2 separate regions of the Homo sapiens genome follow, and region 2 is linked to region 1. Evidence: read pairs that join two places in POLR2A ChIA-PET (ENCODE). Cell type or tissue: B cell. All regions are shown on one strand. Each heading gives the region's core, and the rest is flanking DNA. Links, peaks and the distances in the headings are about the cores only.

Region 1 (9,456 bases), core at 740-8,739:
TTTTCCATCTGCAATTTTGTATTGTGAGCCAAGAAAAAAAATTAGAGCTATTTTTTTAATAGAGATGAGAATGCCTGTGGTGTGGGGGAGTGGGTAGGACAGGAAATGGTGTGATGTGTTGCTAAGTGAAGGCAAGTTGTGGGAGAAATGATGGGGCTCAGCAAATAGGGGAACATAACCTACAGGGTGTGGTGACAGCCTCTCTAGAGTTGGGTTTATGGATGATGCTTGGCCTGCAGCCTTCTGGGACATCTCCACCAGCCTCCCTTGAGGGTCTTCCCTGGCCAGGGCTCCAAGAATCTGGGAGTCTCTTTCTTGTACATCTAGGCATCAGGAGTTGGTTATAACAGCCAATTCACTGAGCATATATGATGTGTGACAAACACTGGGTTAAGCGATCCGACTTCATCGGCTCATTTTATTCCCAATGTAGCAATAGGGCTTATAGAGGTTAAAGAGTATGCCCAAAGTCCCATAGCAAATATGGGGTGGAGTGGGATTCAGCTTCTGGCAGTCTGACTTTAGCGGTCATACTTTTTTAGCCACCAGCTAGAAGCACAGTTCCTTGTCCTGTCTCCTCTTCCCTCTCTCAGGGCAAAGCTGGGCCCCTTCTCAGCCTCAGTCAAGGACATGTCTCAGAACAGACAATTTCCCCAGGATTTTTCTCCATGCATTTCCTCAGCCTCATTCTCAACCCACCTGTGTGCAGATATACACATGTACACACCCAATTATGCAATTGATATCTGTATTTCTTATAGGCAATAGGAATTCCTGAATATCCTGAACCCTATTAAGACATAAGATAACAAAAGTAGTTAGAACTGTTCTTGTCATAGCCAGTCTAAGACCTCTGCCTGTTTAAGCCACAGGCTGTCAAACAGAAAAAGCTCTCACTCCCTGGAGAGCTAGCCTGGGATGGAAACTGAATATGTTTCTTTCAGCAGCTTGTAATCTTTAAAACTTTCTACCTCCAGGTCTTGTCCTCTTGTACATTTATTCTGCTTGAGAAATTACTACAACCTCCACTGATGTCTTTTCTTTTTCTCTATGCAGTCAGCTGAAAGAATCGGACAAAGACAGAAGACTGTCAGTAGAGATTTGGGATTGGGATTTGACCAGCAGGAATGACTTCATGGGATCTTTGTCCTTTGGGATTTCTGAACTTCAGAAAGCCAGTGTTGATGGCTGGTAAGTAAGATTTTGCCTTGAAAGCTACCATACAGCTTGCTCCATCAAACGCGGGGTCAAGTATGTTTTCCTTTTTCTCCAAAAATTGAAATACTAAAACAGAGTCCCAAAGTGAAGTCTGGTTGATTGGATCTGCCTTGCAGATATGTTTTGTTTGGTCCTTGTACTAAAAACAAAAAAGAAAGAGGCCAGGCCTCGTGTCTGACACCTGTCATCCCAGCACTCTGGGAGGCCGAGGCAGGTAGATCACTTGAGCTCAGGAGTTTAAGACCAGTCTGGGCAACATGGTGAAACCCCATCTCTATCAAAAACATGAAAAATTAGCTGGGCATGGTGGTGTGTGCCTGTAGTTCCAGCTACTCAGGAGGCTGAGATGGGAGGATCACTTGAACCCTGGAGGCAGAGGTTGCAGTGAGCAAGGTGGTCAGAGATTGAGCCACTGCACTCCAGCCTGGGTGACAGAGTGATAAAAAAGAAAGAGAGAGAGAGAGAAGGAATGAAGGAAGGGAGGGAGGAAGGAAGGAAGGAAGGAAGGAAGGAAGGAAGGAAGGAAGGAAAGGAAGAAAAAGGGAAAGGGAAAGGAAGAAGAAAGAAAGAAGAAAGAAAGACGGAAAGCAGGAAGGAAGGAAGGGAGGAAGGGAAGGAGGGACAGAAGGAGGGAGGGAGGGAATTAGTTCTAGTATTTTAAAAATCTGGGGCTAGAAGGCAACAATTGAGAACAGTTGAATAGTTAATGCCCCCTTTAGACAGGACATGGATTTTCTATTTGTCACCGTCCTCACCACTCCCTATTTTATTACATCTGGGCCAATTTACTAAACTACATGATGAGACTGTAACTGCCCAGTGGCTTCTTTGTGCCTGCTGCCCAGACAGAGCCGATTTATCAAGATGGGAGAATTGCAATAGGGAAAGAGTTTTACACACATAGAGCCAGCTAAATGGGAGAACAGAGTTTTTTTATGACTCAAATCAGCCTCCCTGAAAATTTGGAAGCTAGGGCTTTTCAAAGATAGTTTGGCAAGGAGTAGGGTGGCTAGGGAATGGGTGCTGCTGACTGGTTGGGGATGCAGTAATAGGGGTGTGAAAAATGGTCCTCGTGCACTGAGTCCACTTCTGGGTGGGGCCACAGGACTAGTTGGCAGGTCCAGGTGGGGCAGTCTGGTTGTCAGGAAGGCAAAAGCCTGAAAAGACATCTCAAAAGGCCAATCTCAAGTTCTACAGTAGTGATGTTATCTGTAGGAGTAACTTAGGAAGTTGGAAGTGTTGTGAGCTCTGGGATAAAGGCTGATAATAATCCATGTCTACATCTTAGCAGAATTCAGGCTCCTTTCATTCTCCTAACTTGGCAATATTTCATTAGTTTTACAAAGGCAGTTTAGTTTTGGGAAAGGGCTGTCATAATTTAAAATATACAACAAATTTCTTTCAAAGTTAGGTTGGCGGTCTGGTCGGGGTGGAGCCATTGGTTACGAGAAATGCAAAAAAACCTGAAGAGACATCTCAAAAGGCCAGTCTACAATAGTGATCTTATCTGCGGGGGTCATTGGGAAAGTTGCAAATCTTGTGACCTCTGGAATAATGGCTGGTAATCCTTTATGTCTACACCTTAGCAGAATTCAGGCTCCTCTCATCCTCCTAACCTCATGGTCCCTCATTAGCTTTATGAAGGTAGTTTAGTTTTGGGCAAGGGCTATTATCATTTAAAATGTACACTAGGCCGGGCGCAGTGGCTCACCCCTGTATTCCCAGCACTTTGGGAGGCCGAGGTGGGTGGATCACGAGATCGGGAGATCGAGACCATCCTGGCCAACATGGTGAAACCCTGTCTGTACTAAAAATACAAAAATTAGTTGGGTGTGCTGGCATGTGAGGATCACTTGAACCAGGGAGGCGGAGGTTGCAGTGAGCCGAGATCATGCCACTGCACTCCAGCCTGGGTGACAGAGCAAGACTCCATCTCAAAATAAAATGAAATAAAATAAAATAAACACTAAATTTGTCACAAAGTTAACTTGGCCCGAGCCCAGGAAAGCGTAAGGGCAGTTTGGAGGTTAAAGGCAAGCTGGGGGTTGGTTAGATCAAATCTCTTTCACTGACGTCATCATTTTCTCCCTGTTACAATTTCTGCAAAGACAGTTCCATGACTGGCTCCATGGACACTAGAGTGGCTTGTACACTTCACCTGAAAGATATGAGCAACCCACTGTCAGATGGTGTCTGAGAAGCTACCGCTTCCTTGGGAGTCCTTAGCAAGTCTGGCCACAGATCATAGATGTACTGGGGTGTTGTTTTCATAGTCAGCTGCTGTGTCTCCTTTGTCCTGAAGATTTTATTTTGCTCCCTTCCTATGGCAAAAAAAAAAAAAAATATATATATATATATATATATATATATATATATATATATCCTCCAATGTTACCAACAGAGAGGCTGGGTAAGCCCCCTTGGCAACTGTTTCACAGTTAACTGAGTCAAGGAGTCAGAAGAAATAGCTTAACCTGGCACTATAACTTTGGGAGAAGTGGCAATTGGGCTGCTATTACTTCTTTAAGATAAATTGTCTCATATCTGAATTGTCTCATTCAGGACCTTTTCAGCTTCAAGTGAAAGAAAATAAAAATCAAACTGGTTTAGCGAGAAAGAGATGTGTCCTTTGGACCACACACACATCTTTCCTTTCCATTGTTCACCTTATGACTTCCTTGTCTTGGCTCCATGTTTCATCTTAGGCCTTTTTTTTTTTTTTTTTTTTTTGAGACGGAGTCTTGCTCTGTCACCCAGGCTGGAGTGCAGTGGTGTGATCTCGGCTCACTGCAACCTCTGCCTCCTGGGTTCAAGCAATTCTCCTGCCTCAGCCTCCCGAGTAGCTGGGACTACAGGTGCCCGCCACCACGCCCAGCTAATTTTTTGTAATTTTAGTAGAGATGGGGTTTCACCATGTTAGCCAGGATGATCTCGATCTCCTGACCTTGTGATCTGCCTGCCTTGGCCTCCCAAAGTGCTGGGATTGCAGGTGTGAGCCTCCGTGCCCAGCCTATCTTAGGCTTTTCTTGAAACATATATTGAGTGTCCACTAGGTGCTGGTCACTAGAAACACATGGAGGTATAAGACAGACATGACTTCATGGAGCTTAGCTTATGGCAGAGGGTGGGTTGGGGAGATAAACATTGAACAAGGAATTACGCAAATGACAAATCAATGACAACATGATGGAAGATGTGAAGAAGACAGGAGCTGAGAGTTTTGAACCCAAAAGTATCTGAGACAGATTTCAATCAGTTTAGAAAGTTTATTTTGCCAAGGTTAAGGATGTGCCAGTGACACAGACTCAGGAGATCCTGATGACATGGGCCCAAGGTGGATGGGGTACAACTTGCTTTTATACATTTTAGGGAGACGTAAGACATCAATCAATACATGTGAGATTTACATTGGCTCAATCTGGAAAGGCAGGACAACTAAAAGTGGGACGGGGAGGTGCTTCCGGGTCATAGGTAGATTTTACAATTTTCTGATTGGCAATTGGTTGAATGAGCTGTTATCAATAGAAAGGAATGTCTGGGTTACATAAGGAGTTGTGGAGACCAAAGTTTTATCATGAAGATGAAGCCTCCAGGTAGCAGGCTTCAGAGAGACTAGATGGTAATTGTTTCTTATCAGACTTAAGGTCTGTGTTGATGTTAATGCTGGTTGGCTTTTCCTGAATTCCAAAAGGAAGGGGATATAATGAGACATCGTGTCTGACTCTCCCTTCTCATCATGGCCTGAAACAGTTTTTCAGGTTAACTTTGGAATGCCCTTGGCTGAGAGAAGGGGTCCATTTACATGGCTAGGGGGCTTAGAATTTTATTTTGGTTTACAGAATGTACCCCAAAAGAGTTGTGTTAAAGCACAATTCACAAATGGTTAAAAACATAGTTCTCATAAGATAGATAATGGGCATTAATGGGCATTGGCCAAAGATTTCCTTAGCTCACTAAGGAGAAAAGCAGCAGGATGAATGAATGATTCCACAGAAGGTTTGATAAACTGATGTTCGTGTAGTCAGTAGAAAAAGATATGCTGAAATAACTTTGCTCAGTTAAATATAAAACTGACTGATATACAGGACAATAGAATCATAAGCTTTGGGGTTATCTACTAGAATGAAACAAAAAAAAGATTTTGGCCAGGCATGGCGGCTCACACCTGTAATCCCAACACTTTGGGAGGCTGAGGCGGGCGGATCACCTGAGGTCAGGAGTTTGAGACGAGCCTGGCCAACATAGTGAAACCATGTCTCTACTAAAAATACAAAAATTAGCTGGGCATGGTGGCAGGTGCCTGTATTCCCAGCTACTCGGGAGGCTGAGGCAGAAGAATCGCTTGAACCCAGGAGGCAGAGGTTGCAGTGAGCTGAGATGGTGCCACGGCACTCCAGCCTGGGCAAAGATTTCACCTCAGTTTTCTAAAAGTTAACATGTATCTTTGCAGACTAGGGAGGCCATCTGGGGCTGACCTGATGGTGAATAATAAACTAAACAAAGTAATATTACTGTGAGGAAAGAAATAGCTAATTAGAAAATGCTCTAGCATGACATTAAAAGTTCACACGGTCATCTTTTTGGTTTTCTTTTTCCCCCAAGCTTTGGATATTTTTCCCTAACATGCAAATGACTTGACTTTGCAGGGTGTACATCAGTTACTCACAGTGGATGTTTCATTCTCATTTTAAATCAAACTTAAAGAGGTTAAAGAGAAAGAATGCATGATCCTCAGGGGGTATCAGTGTGACAGGAGGAAACATAATAATAATAATTATAATAACAATAGCTACTACTCATTGACTCTTAATAGATGCCAGGCTCTGGGTTGAGCTTTTCCAGATGTCGTGGAGTCACAATTTTACACAGCACTGATCAGGTGTGCAGAAAAAATAAAGCTTATTTCTTTTCTATAATGGACTTAGACTTTCTCATGCACTTTTGTGAGCTCCTGGTGACCGAGGAGAAGGGACTCTATATGCTGCATGTGGTACTTTCTGAGCTTCACTGTTTCACTTTTCTGACTGGTCACTGTTAACAGCAAAACCCAGCTCTGTAAAATATTTTAAAGAAGTTTATTCTGAGTCAATATAAGTGACTGTGGCCTGGGGAAACACAAACCCAAGAAGCTTTGAATAAGTGGTCCTGAGGTGGTTAGATTACAGTTTGGTTTTACATGTTCTGGGGAGGCAGAAGTTACAGGCAAAGACATAAATCAATACATGGAGATTATACATTGGTTTGGGCCCAAAAGGCAGGATAGCTTTAAATGGGGCTTATGGGTTATAGGAGATTCTTTAATTTGCAGTTGGTTAGAGTAAGACTTTGCTAAAACTTGGAGTTAACAGAAAGAAATATTTTATGTTGGCTGGGCGTGGTGGCTCATGCCTGCAATCCCAGCACTTTGGGAGACCGAGGCAGGTGGATCATTTGAAGTCAGGAGTTCGAGACCAGCCTGGCCCACATGGTGAAACCCCGTCTCTACTAAAAATGCAAAAAAATTAGCAAGTTGTGGTGGCACATGCCTGTAATCTCAGCTACTCTGGAGGCTGACCAGGAGAATTGCTTGACGCAGGAGGCGGAGGTTGCAGTGAGCTGAGATCCCGCCACTACACCCAGCCTGGGTGACAGAGTGAGACTCCATCTCAAAAAAAAAAAAAAAAAAAGAGTGTTTAAGTTGAGGATGCTGTGCAGCAAGATGGCTTGCTTATGGTGCAACTTCACCTTTGCCTGGCCTGGCGTTAGTCCTGTTTATAATCTGATATTTTATTGCCACAAAGAGTCTGTTTTGTCAGTCTTATGATCTCTACTTTAACATTCATGTCAGTCCATTGTTGTATATAAACTCCCAAAGAAAGGAGGCATAACAAGACGTGTCCAATCTCCTTTCTCTCATGGCTGATAATTCTGTTTTTAAGGTTTTTCTTAGATCCTCTTGGCCGAGGAGGGGGTCTGTTCTGTCAGTGGGGGGCCTTAAGATTTTATTTTTAGCCTACGTTCCTAAACCAGCGCCCACTGAAGTGGGACTGGTCCCACCTAGCTTTGGGGCATCATTCTGGCTTTGTGCTGAAGATCCTGGCCTGTTGCTTCTCCTTGTGAGTTCCCTCCATGCAGCACCCTCTCTGTCCCACTCATAGGCCACTGCTGGGCCTGGTTCAGGGAGGCCAGGAACCTGCCTGAGTCCTCCCCCTGAGGAGTCTTTTCTGCTCCTTCTGCTGCTGCTGGAATGATGTTGCCTGGTGCATGGATAGGTCTCTGGCCAGCGTTCCAGCCGAGGAGGAGGGAAACCCACCTCTCCCCACCACCTGTCCTTTCTCCTTCCCAAGGTTCTCCAAGCCCCAAAGGGAGGGGCTTCTCCTACAATCACCCAATGAGTTCATCTAGAGCTGATTCACTGAGACGGCAATATTTTAGCAGAGAAAGAGTTTAATAAACACAGTGCCAGCCAAGCTGAAGGATGGGAGTTTATTACTCAAATCAGCCTCCTCCAAAATTCAAAGACTAGGGTTTTTCAAGGACAGTTTAGTGGTAAGTGGGGGCTAGGGAATGGGGAATGCTGATTGGTGGGTTGAGAGTGAAATCATAGGGGGTCAAAGCTGTCTTCTCATGTTGAGTCAGTTCCTGGGTGAGGATCACAAGACCAGGTAAGCCAGTTTCGTTGTATGGATTCCCAGTCTGGGTTGCACCAGCTGGTCCATCAGAATGCAGGGTCTGGAAAATATTTCAAACACCAATTTTAGGTCTATAATAGTGATTTTATCTATAGGAGCAATTGGGGAGATCCTGAATCTTGTGACCTCTGGCTACATGTCTCTGGAGCCAGAATTCTAACTTTGTGGCTAATATGTTAGTTTTACAAAGGCAGTTTTAGTCCCCAAGCAAGGAGATGGTTAGTTTTGGGAAGGAGCTGTTATCGTCTTTGTTTTAAAGTTAAACGAATGGCCAGGTGTGGTGGCTCATATCTGTAATCCCCGCACTTTGGGAGTGCCAAGGTGGGAGGATTGCTTCAGTTCGGGAGTTAGAGACCAGCTTGGGCAACAATGAGATCCTGTCTCAACAAAAAATTTAGCCAGGCATGGCGGCATGCACCTGTGCTCCCAGCTACTCAGGAGCCTGAGGTGGGAGGATCACTTGGGCCCAGGAGGTTGAGGCTGCAATGAGCTGTGATTGTGTCATCGCACTCCAGCCTAGGCAATGGAGAAAGACCCTGTCTCAAAGTAAATAAAGAAACAAATACAAATAAAAAATGAAGTTGAACTGAAACTAACTTCTTCCCATAGTTAGCTTGGCCTAGGCCCAGGAATGGACAAGGATAGCTTGGAGATTAGAAGCAGATGGAGTTAGTTAGGTCCGATTTCTTACACTGTCATAGCTTTTCTATGTCATATTTCTCTTACTGTCATAATTTTTGCAAAAGTGGTTTAACTCCCACACATGCCATATCCTTCTTCCTGGGCTAGTGCCTGCCTTGTCTACTCCCCTAAGGCTGAGAGCAGGGAAGAAAAAAACGGCTTAAGAATAGGGATAGTGTATCAGGAGTAAGCCCAAAATATTACTGCATTTACACTTAGATGATCATTTAATTCTCCAGTTATTCTAGGTTTCATCATTTCCAAGGCTCAGAATAGTTCAGCAGTGTGTTAGGGATACACAGCTTGTAAGCAACGGTGCTGGGTTCAGGTCCAGATTTCTATGATGCCAGAGCCTAAGCATATACAAATTCCATTCTGCCTCCTGATACAGGGTTAGGTGGAAGGCTAGAGGGTAGACAGCTGGGATTTTATTTCGGCTTTCCTGACTGGATGGATGCTTTGTGACCTCAGGTGAGCCACTTCACCTCTCTGTACTACAGCTTTCACAGCAGATATGCCACCCATCAGATTGATTACAACACCCCCTGTCCTCCATCCACCACTTAGGATAGCTGTGAAGTTGATGACATAATAGTTGGAAGGGAACTTTTCCAAAATAAAAGCCCTCTGCAGATTTTTGCAGATAAAAGTCCTCCTCAGATTTACGGCCAAGACATTTGCGATGCTGTCTTGACTGTAAATGGACCAGATCCTAGACATTTGGATTCTTGCCCCTGGGATTCTTTGAACATTATGTGATCTTGAGCAAGTCTCACACCCTTTCTGAAACTCAGATTCACCATTTAGAAGGGGATGGGCTCCATCAGCTCTTCTGTTGTGCTGTAATTGAAGACCGTGTGGCAGAAACAGCAGATGCAGCTGTGGA
Region 2 (8,000 bases), core at 1-8,000, 250 kb after region 1:
GTGATGCATGTATGACATGGGTTGCCAGCAGATTCATTTTCAGTGTGGAGTCTTCCTTGGGGAAAATTCTTGATTCCTTTTCCTTCTATATTGCTTCTTAAAATCTCACCATGGCGCCAATGTGTCTCTTGTGATCCTAAAGTACCTACCAAAACCAACGGTAATAATAGCTGTAATATACTGAGTTCCTACCATACTCCAGGAACTGTACTAAGTGCTTTATGTCATTGCCTAATTAAAAGATTTATGTGTAAAGTGCTGAGAACAGCAACTGGCGTAATAACTGCTATTACTGCCTCAACTAATTCTCATGGCAACTCCATGAAGTTACTATTATTATCTTCATTCTGTAGAAGAAGGAACTGAGGTTTGGAGAGGTAATTTGCCATAGATACCACAACTAGTAAGTGGCTGAGTCAGGATTCATGCCTACGTGGGACACCAAAGACTGGGCTCTTACTAAATACATTTTGGTTCGGGGGTTGCAAACTCAAATATCTACAGGGCCAGGCAAGAATATAGAGCCAGGTGGGGACTTTGGCCAACTGGAGAGTTTACACCCAGTCTAAAGAGGGCTGCTGATGTCAGCTACGTCATCCAGGGATTCATTACTCCCGCATGGAAATGTGAGACAGAGGTCCCCATTTTTGAAGAGAAACTGCGAATCAGTTTTTAATGTGAAATATTCAGAATTTTAAATTGCAGCAGCATAGGCCAGGAGCGGTGGCTCACGCCTGTCATCCCAGCGCTTTGGGAGGCTGCAGCAGGCGGATCACCTGAGGTCAGGAGTTCAAGACCAGCCTGGCCAACATGGTGAAACCCTGTCTCTACTAAAAATACAAAAATCAGCCGGGCATGGTGGCACGCGCCTGTAATCCCAGCTACTCAGGAGGCTGAGGCAGGAGAATCACTTGAACCCAGGAGGTGGAGGTTGCAGTAAGCTAAGATTGCACCACTGCACTCCAGCCTGGGTGACAAAGCAAGACTCCATCTCAAAATAAAATAAAATAAAAATAAAATAAAATGCAGAAGCTTACTTAATTTTTAAAAATAAAATGTGCAAAAGAGTATTGCAGGTAAAACAAACACACACAGATTAAACCACAAAATGAAACAGTCTGCAACCCAGATTTGCGCCAGAAGCCAATATTATCTACTTTAGAAACACCAGCCTAGATTACATCTTCTATCCCAGGAAGGCCCAAACTCCCCTTTGCTTTCCATTTTTGCCTTCTTGGGACAGAAATCTTTAAACCGGGGACCAGCAAAATTGTTGTTAAACAGCCAGAGAGTAAATATTTTCAGCTTTGCTATCTCTGTGGCAAATACTGAACTCTGTTATAGTGGCATCAACATGTTTTATTTTCTTTTGTTCTCAAAATGGCTTCATGAGGAGCCTAATGTTATAATGAGGAAATTGAAGCAATATAAACAAATGGGCACGATTGTGTTTCAATAAAATTTTATTTTCCGACGCTGAAATCTGAATTTCACATTTTTTTGCAGGTCACAAATAATATTCTTTCGATTTTTTTTTCAACTATCTAAATATGCAAAAACCATTCTTGGCTCATGGGCTGTACAAACGTGGGTAGTAGTAAGCTGCTTTAGACCATTAAAAACTGGTGACTGCAGGCCAGGCGCAGTGGCTCACCCCTGTAATCCCAGCACTTCAGGAGGCTGAGGCAGGTGGATCAGCTGAGGCCAGGAGTTCAAGACCAGCCTGGACAATATGGCAAAACCCTTTCTCTACTAAAAATAAAAAATTAGCTGGGCATAGTGGTGCATGCCTGTAGTCCCAGCTACTTGGGAGGCTGAGGCAGGAGAATCGCTTGAACTGGGGAGGCGGAGGTTGCAGTGGGCTATGATTACACCATTGCACTCCAGCCTGGGTGACAAGAGCGAAACTCTGCCTAAAAAACAAACAAACAACAACAACAAAACTAGTGACTGCGTCTCCAGGAGCTACTGGCGTTTGCTGGTTCTAAGTCTTAGTTTCAAGCTGCCTGAAGTCACCATGAATAGGCCCATTTCACAAGCAGATGCCCACGTGTATGTAGTTCCGAATTCCCTCAGTAATTCTGACTGGTCTGTATTTAGTAAGGTTCCCATTCCATCTTCACCTGAACACTTTCTTCCTTTGAAATCTTTCGTGGAAAACAGCAAATAATGAGGAGTACGGAAATCAACTAACAATGGATGGTGTCACTACCAACACCCTTCCCCTGCCCAGGTGCCCCTGGGACATGCCATGGGGAAGCATAGTTAATGGAGAAGCCACTGGTCCAGTTCATTGCCAACATCAATAGTAGGGGGTAGGCTATAAAATGATCATGAAGCGACCAGGCAAAGAACTTAGTTCACAATACAGACTTGTTGAAGAGAGTGTAATTCATAATAGTAGTTAGGAACTTTGTCTTTGGGGTCAGCTGGTAAATGTCAAGCTGTGTCCTTGAGTAAATCGGTGACTTGGCTAAGCTTCAATTTCCTCCTCATATTAATAACATTGCCTCATTATAACATTAGGCATCTCAGGCCGGGCACAGTGGCTCACACCTGTAATCCCAGCACTTTGGGAGTCTGAGACGGGTAGATCAGGAGGTCAGGAGATCAAGACCATCCTGGCTAACACAGTGAAACCCCGTCTCTACTAGAAATACAAAAAATTAGCCAGGCATGGTGGCAGGCGCCTTTAATCCCAGCTACTCAGGCGGCTGAGGCAGGAGAATGGCGTGAGCAGAGCAAGCAGTGAGCCAAGATTGCGTCACTGCACTCCAGTCTGGGCGAGATTCCGTCTCAAAAAAATAATAAATAAATAACATTAGGCACCTCATAAAGTCATTTAGATAGCTAAAGAGGATAAAACACGTAAATGTGGCCAGGCGCAGTGGCTCACATCTGTAATCCCAGTGCTTTGGGAGGCTGAGGCGGGTGGTTCACCTGAGGTCAGGGGTTCAAGACCAGCCTGGCCAACATGGTGAAACCCTGTCTCTACTAAAAATACAAAAATTAGCCAGGCCTGGTGGTCGGGAGGCTGTGGCACAAGAATCGCTTGAACCTGGGAGGTGGAGGTTGCAGCGAGTTGAGATCGTGCCACTGCACTCCAACCTGGGCAATAGAGCAAGACTCAGTCTCAGAAAAAAAAAAAAAATGCATAAATGCTTAGAATGGTACCTGGTATATAGTAGGTGCACACGTGTGTTACTTATTATGATTTCTTATCCAGTCAACTGGAAGGGGATGGGGCTTAAAACCAAACAGGCATATATAAATGAAACTCTAAAATATGAACAAGCATGAATAAGGTCTTTTTTTCCCAATATCAGGGAAGAAATTATGGGTCTGTCTTTTTTCTAAGAATTTCCTTGAGTCTTCTCTCCTGAACCTCCTTCCTGGTTCTGAGTCTATTATTTGCCTGGTAAGCGGAGAATCAGAACCAAGGAGATGTTCTACATATCCCAAGGCATTTATTATGAAATGGCTCTGGCCTGGAGCCTACTTATAGTAGAAATTAAATATATGACACTCTTATTTTTATGAGATCATAATAGACATCATGATAGTAGCCATGGTAGCCATAATAATAACGGCTACTATTCATAGTGTAATGGTGAAACTACACAGCCTTTGAAACCTGGATCCAAAAATCAATTCCGTCACTCACCAGCTGTGACACCATCTCCTCTGTGATTTTCCATTGTCTCATTATCAAATGTTAATACTAATAGCCTCTACCTCCTGGGGTGGTAAACAAGGGTAAATGAGATAAGGGGTGTAAGGTTTCAGCTATGTGCCTGGCCAATTGGAAGCACTTAATAAGTGTCAGCCATTATTATGACATGCCTAGAGCTTTGCAAAAATTATCTCATGTTCATGTATAGCTTTATTTCATTCTTACAATAACAGTTCTGAAATACCAACGCAGCTCTGTCTGATTCCGAACCTTGTCCGTTTCCCACGACATCACAATGCCCGCCCCCCTGATTCCACTCCAGCTACACAGACAGGGAAAGGGACAAGAATGCATAATTTCTGGAAAATTTTTTGTCCTTTAAAAGAACTGGCAGAGCTATTAACTGCCCCCAGAGACTGGTTAACTGTCTAGTTAACTAACACCCAAAATGATGATTAAACATCCACACCTCAGCCGGGCAAGGTGGCTCACGCCTGTAATCCCAGCACATTGGGAGGCCGAGGCAGGTGGATCACCTGATGTCAGGAGTTCGAGATCAGCCTGGTCAACATGGTGAAACCCATCTCTCCTAAAAATACAAAAATTAGCCGGGCATGGTGGCAGGTGCCTGTAATCCCAGTTACTCGGGAGGCTGAGGCAGGATAATCTCTTGAACCCGGGAGGCAGAGGTTGCAGTGAGCCGAGATCGTGCCATTGCAATCCAAACTGGGCGACAAGAGAGAAACTCTGTCTCAAACAAAACAAAAAAGACAGCAAATGTGGACGGATGTTCAAGATGCATGTTCAGCAAATCTGAGGCTCCCAAAGGGGTGAACCTCATAGCGAGGGAGATGAGCTGTGATCCTTTGGGAGGGCAGAGAGGGAAAGGGAGTGTCCTGTGGTCAGATATGAACATCATTGGGGAGAGTGGACTATTCTGGAATGCCTGGACTCAGCTCTTGATTGGAATGCCGGTTCTATTTAGGTTGGTGCAAAAGTAATTGCACAACTGCACAATTACTTTTACATCAACCTAAATAGCTACTTACCTGAGTGATTTCAAGAAAAATTCTTAAGCCCTGTTTCCTCATTGGTAAAATGAGCGAAAAAAATGATGTACTTGAATTCTGCCTGCTTTTTCCTTCACTGACTGGAGGAGAGGGGAAAGATAAGATAGTCTTCATAATTAGTGTTTATGTTTCATGGTGTTTTTGCGCTTCTGAAGTGGATCCCAACATCATGCAAAATCTAAAAAGCAGCAAATTTCCATCTCCTGCTTTGTATTGTTTATCTTTTGCCTCTACTGGTCTCTTTTTTGTGCCCTAAAGAAACATGCTGTTGATGACTGATCCCGTTGGCTCATGCCTGTAATCCTAGCACTTTGGGAGGCTGAGGAAGGGAGGATCGCTTGTGGCCAGGAGTTTGAGGCCAGCCTGGGCAAGATAGTGAGACCTTTTGTTGTCACTATCAAAAAATGTTGAATTAGCCAGGCATAGTGGCACATGCCTATAGTCCCAGCTACTTGGGAGGCTGGGGTGAGAGGATCACTTGAGCCCAAGAGTTCAAGACTGCAGTGAGCCATGATTGCACCACTGCACTCCAGCCTGGGCCACAGAATGAGACCCTGTCTCTAATAAAAAATAAAGGTGCTCTTGGGCCTACCAGCCCAACAACCCTACAGCCCCCAACAACCAGAGAAAGGATCTGCACATAGCGGTGAGGACCCAGGCTGGCCCCCAGAGCTCTGTCTCCTCCCCCAGGCTCAGAACCCTTATCTGTTTCCACAGGGGCTTTCCGAGGCGTGTGCAAGAAAATCGATCACTTCCCTGAAGATGCTGACTACGAACAGGACACAGCCGAATATCTCCTGCGTAAGTTCCCCGGCTTCTCGGGTCTCTCTGGGAGGAAGGGATGGGCCTCTGCCATCACTCAGCTGCCTCTGAGTCGGAGCTTCCTCAGCATCTGTCCCTAGAAATAGATAAGTGCAAAGAAGCCCCATGTGCCAGTACACAGAGACACTCAAGTGGTTCTGAGAGCTAAGCCTCTTTAGTTTCAATGAATTAGAAACAGAAAGAAGAAGCAGGGGGTAGGGTGGGGGATGGTTCATGCCTGTAATCCCAGCACTCTGGGAGGCAGAGGCCAGAAAGGATCGCTTGAGCTCAGGAGGTCGAGATCAGCCTGGGCAATATAGCAAGAACCCATCTCTACAAAAAATTAAAAAATTAGCTGCATGTGGTGGCACACACCTGTAGTCCTAGCTACTCAGGAGGCTAAGGTGGGAGGATCATTTAAGCCCAGGGGATTGAGGCTGCAGTGAGCTATGATCATACCACTGCAGTCCAGCCTGGGTGACAGAGTGAGACCCTGTCTCTGAAAAGAAAGAGAAGGAGAAAGAAAAGGAGAATGAGAATGAGAAAGAGAAAGAGAAAGAGAAGGGAGGAAGGAAGGAAGGCAGGAAGGAAGACAGAAAAGTAGGTGAGTCAAAACTGAAAGGTTCTTTTTAGTCAGTTTAGGAGAAAAATCTAAGGAACTTTCTCTAACTTGAATGCAAGTTTTCACTTTCCCAGGAGGGTTGATTGGAGGTGCTAATGGCAGAGTGCTAATGGGTGATGTGAGGTGCTAATGGGTGAGGTCCCAAGGAGCAAGACCTAGGAGAATAAATACAAACCCAAGTTCACCTCTTCTTTGACTTCCCTCCAGTTTCAGTCCTACTGGGACAGAGCCAATGTCTCTGTAGGATTTTTCCAAAGTCAGTAACCTGGATATGACATGAACCGTCACAACTACAGCATGTAGGAGCCAAAAGAATGTGGTGGCTTTGAGCCAAGGCCTCTGGAATCTGGGCTTTGACCCTTGTTTGACTCTACTAGCTGGGTTGGACTTGAGGCAAGGGGCTTTACCTCTCTCTCTAGTTCCTACCTTTCTTCATTTTTTTCTGAAATGGAGATTATAATGTCATCCATCTGACAGGGTCACAAAAATTAGCCGGGGCCCAACACATAGTCAGGAGGCAATATGCATTAGCTCCCGTTTCTTGCATGGGATTAGCAATGCAAAATTCACTGCAGAGATGAGCCTTCCATTGGTCAAGGCACAGAGAGAACTTGATTTGGGATTTTAATGTAATTTCTTCAGCAAGAATTTGTGTTGGATTCACTCAAAATAGTGAGGCCAAGTGCAATGGCTCACACCTGTAATCTCAGCACTTTAGGAGGCCAAGGTGGGAGGATCACTTGAAGCCAGGAGTTCAAGACCAGTCTGGGCAACATATTAAGTCGCCAACTCTACAGAATTTTTTTTTTTTTAATTATCCAGGCATGGTAGTGCACACCCTTAGTCCCAGCTACTTGGGAGGCTGAGGTGGGAGGATTGCTTGAGCCCAGGAAGCTGAGGCTGCAGTGCCATTGCAGTGATCGTGCCATTGCATTGATTGTGCCATTGCGCTAATCAATAATATTGATTAGTGACTGGCTACACGGTGTGGAGGATAGTGTCAGATGCAGCATTATTAGGTTAATTTATGCTACTTGTGGCAAAAGCCAGCAATTTCAAGAGATGAGTACCCAGCTCAAAGAGGAGAGAAGGATGTGATCACTGTCTCATTGTAATGTCTCTCTGGGCCTGATAATTAAAAGGACTTGCGTTACTCAGATAAAAGTTGTTTTCTTTTCTCACCCCTCACATCAGCAGCTCAAAAAGATTCAGTGTGGAGAGCAAAATTAGCCACACTTAGAGATGTAGCTTAACCAAAATTTGGGAGATGACACAGATCACTTGCATCTTCTCAATAGAGAATGGCATTAGTCATCACCAGTGGGGTTTTACCAGAGTGCCCATAGATTTTCTTTGTTTTTCTTTTTCATGTTGATAAAACATGTTGACGTTTGCTCTGTCGGAGACTAAACAGAACTGTGACTTCTCTTCACAACTTGTATAGCTGATTTTAAGTTCTTCAGAGAGGCCCATAGCTTTTCTGACAAAGTATTTTTTTCTCGTCTGGGAAGATGTCCCTTCCTCTCTCCTCACCCCTAGCCCTCGGTCCACCTAAGCTTCACCAATAGCAGCAGAATTGGGCTAAGGTTAAGGAGAGGCCTTAATGAGAACACAGATTTCCTGCTGAGAGTTTTGGAATTCCTGATCCAGCCACGTAGGGCTGGGAGCACATTCCTGCAGGGTTCTCCCTGCCTGGCTGGTGTTCACTCTGCCTGCCGGTCCCTTTCCTGACCCACAACCCTGGTGGGAATGGGATTCTGCATATCGACTTTTCTGTTGTTTCTTCTTTTCTCCTATGCTCTTTGGGGTAGGCTACAGCATAAACCCATAGCAG

What was found. ChIA-PET counts read pairs that join two places held together with the same protein. Peaks named below come from ENCODE experiments on the same cell type or tissue, not always from the same donor. Only the 100,000 strongest peaks of a DNase experiment are listed, where the experiment ranks them.
Region 2: POLR2A ChIA-PET joins it to region 1 with 10 read pairs; 2 of 35 experiments call an interaction of 5 or more read pairs at or near these places.

The regions. Positions count from the first base shown.
Region 1 is chr16:24,093,107-24,102,562 of GRCh38, forward strand. It overlaps PRKCB (protein kinase C beta), which reads left to right. Exons shown (of 17, transcript NM_002738.7): 7 at 1,057-1,191. Among named protein-coding and RNA genes, the nearest start is that of MIR1273H, 110 kb to the right of the region's middle. In B cell, for the core only: no CTCF peak of the experiment used is centred there; no DNase peak of the experiment used is centred there; H3K27ac peaks cover 637 bases.
Region 2 is chr16:24,341,274-24,349,273 of GRCh38, forward strand. CACNG3 (calcium voltage-gated channel auxiliary subunit gamma 3) reads left to right here. Exons shown (of 4, transcript NM_006539.4): 2 at 5,461-5,544. Among named protein-coding and RNA genes, the nearest start is that of CACNG3, 89 kb to the left of the region's middle. RefSeq lists an enhancer at 2,259-2,760. In B cell, for the core only: no CTCF peak of the experiment used is centred there; no DNase peak of the experiment used is centred there.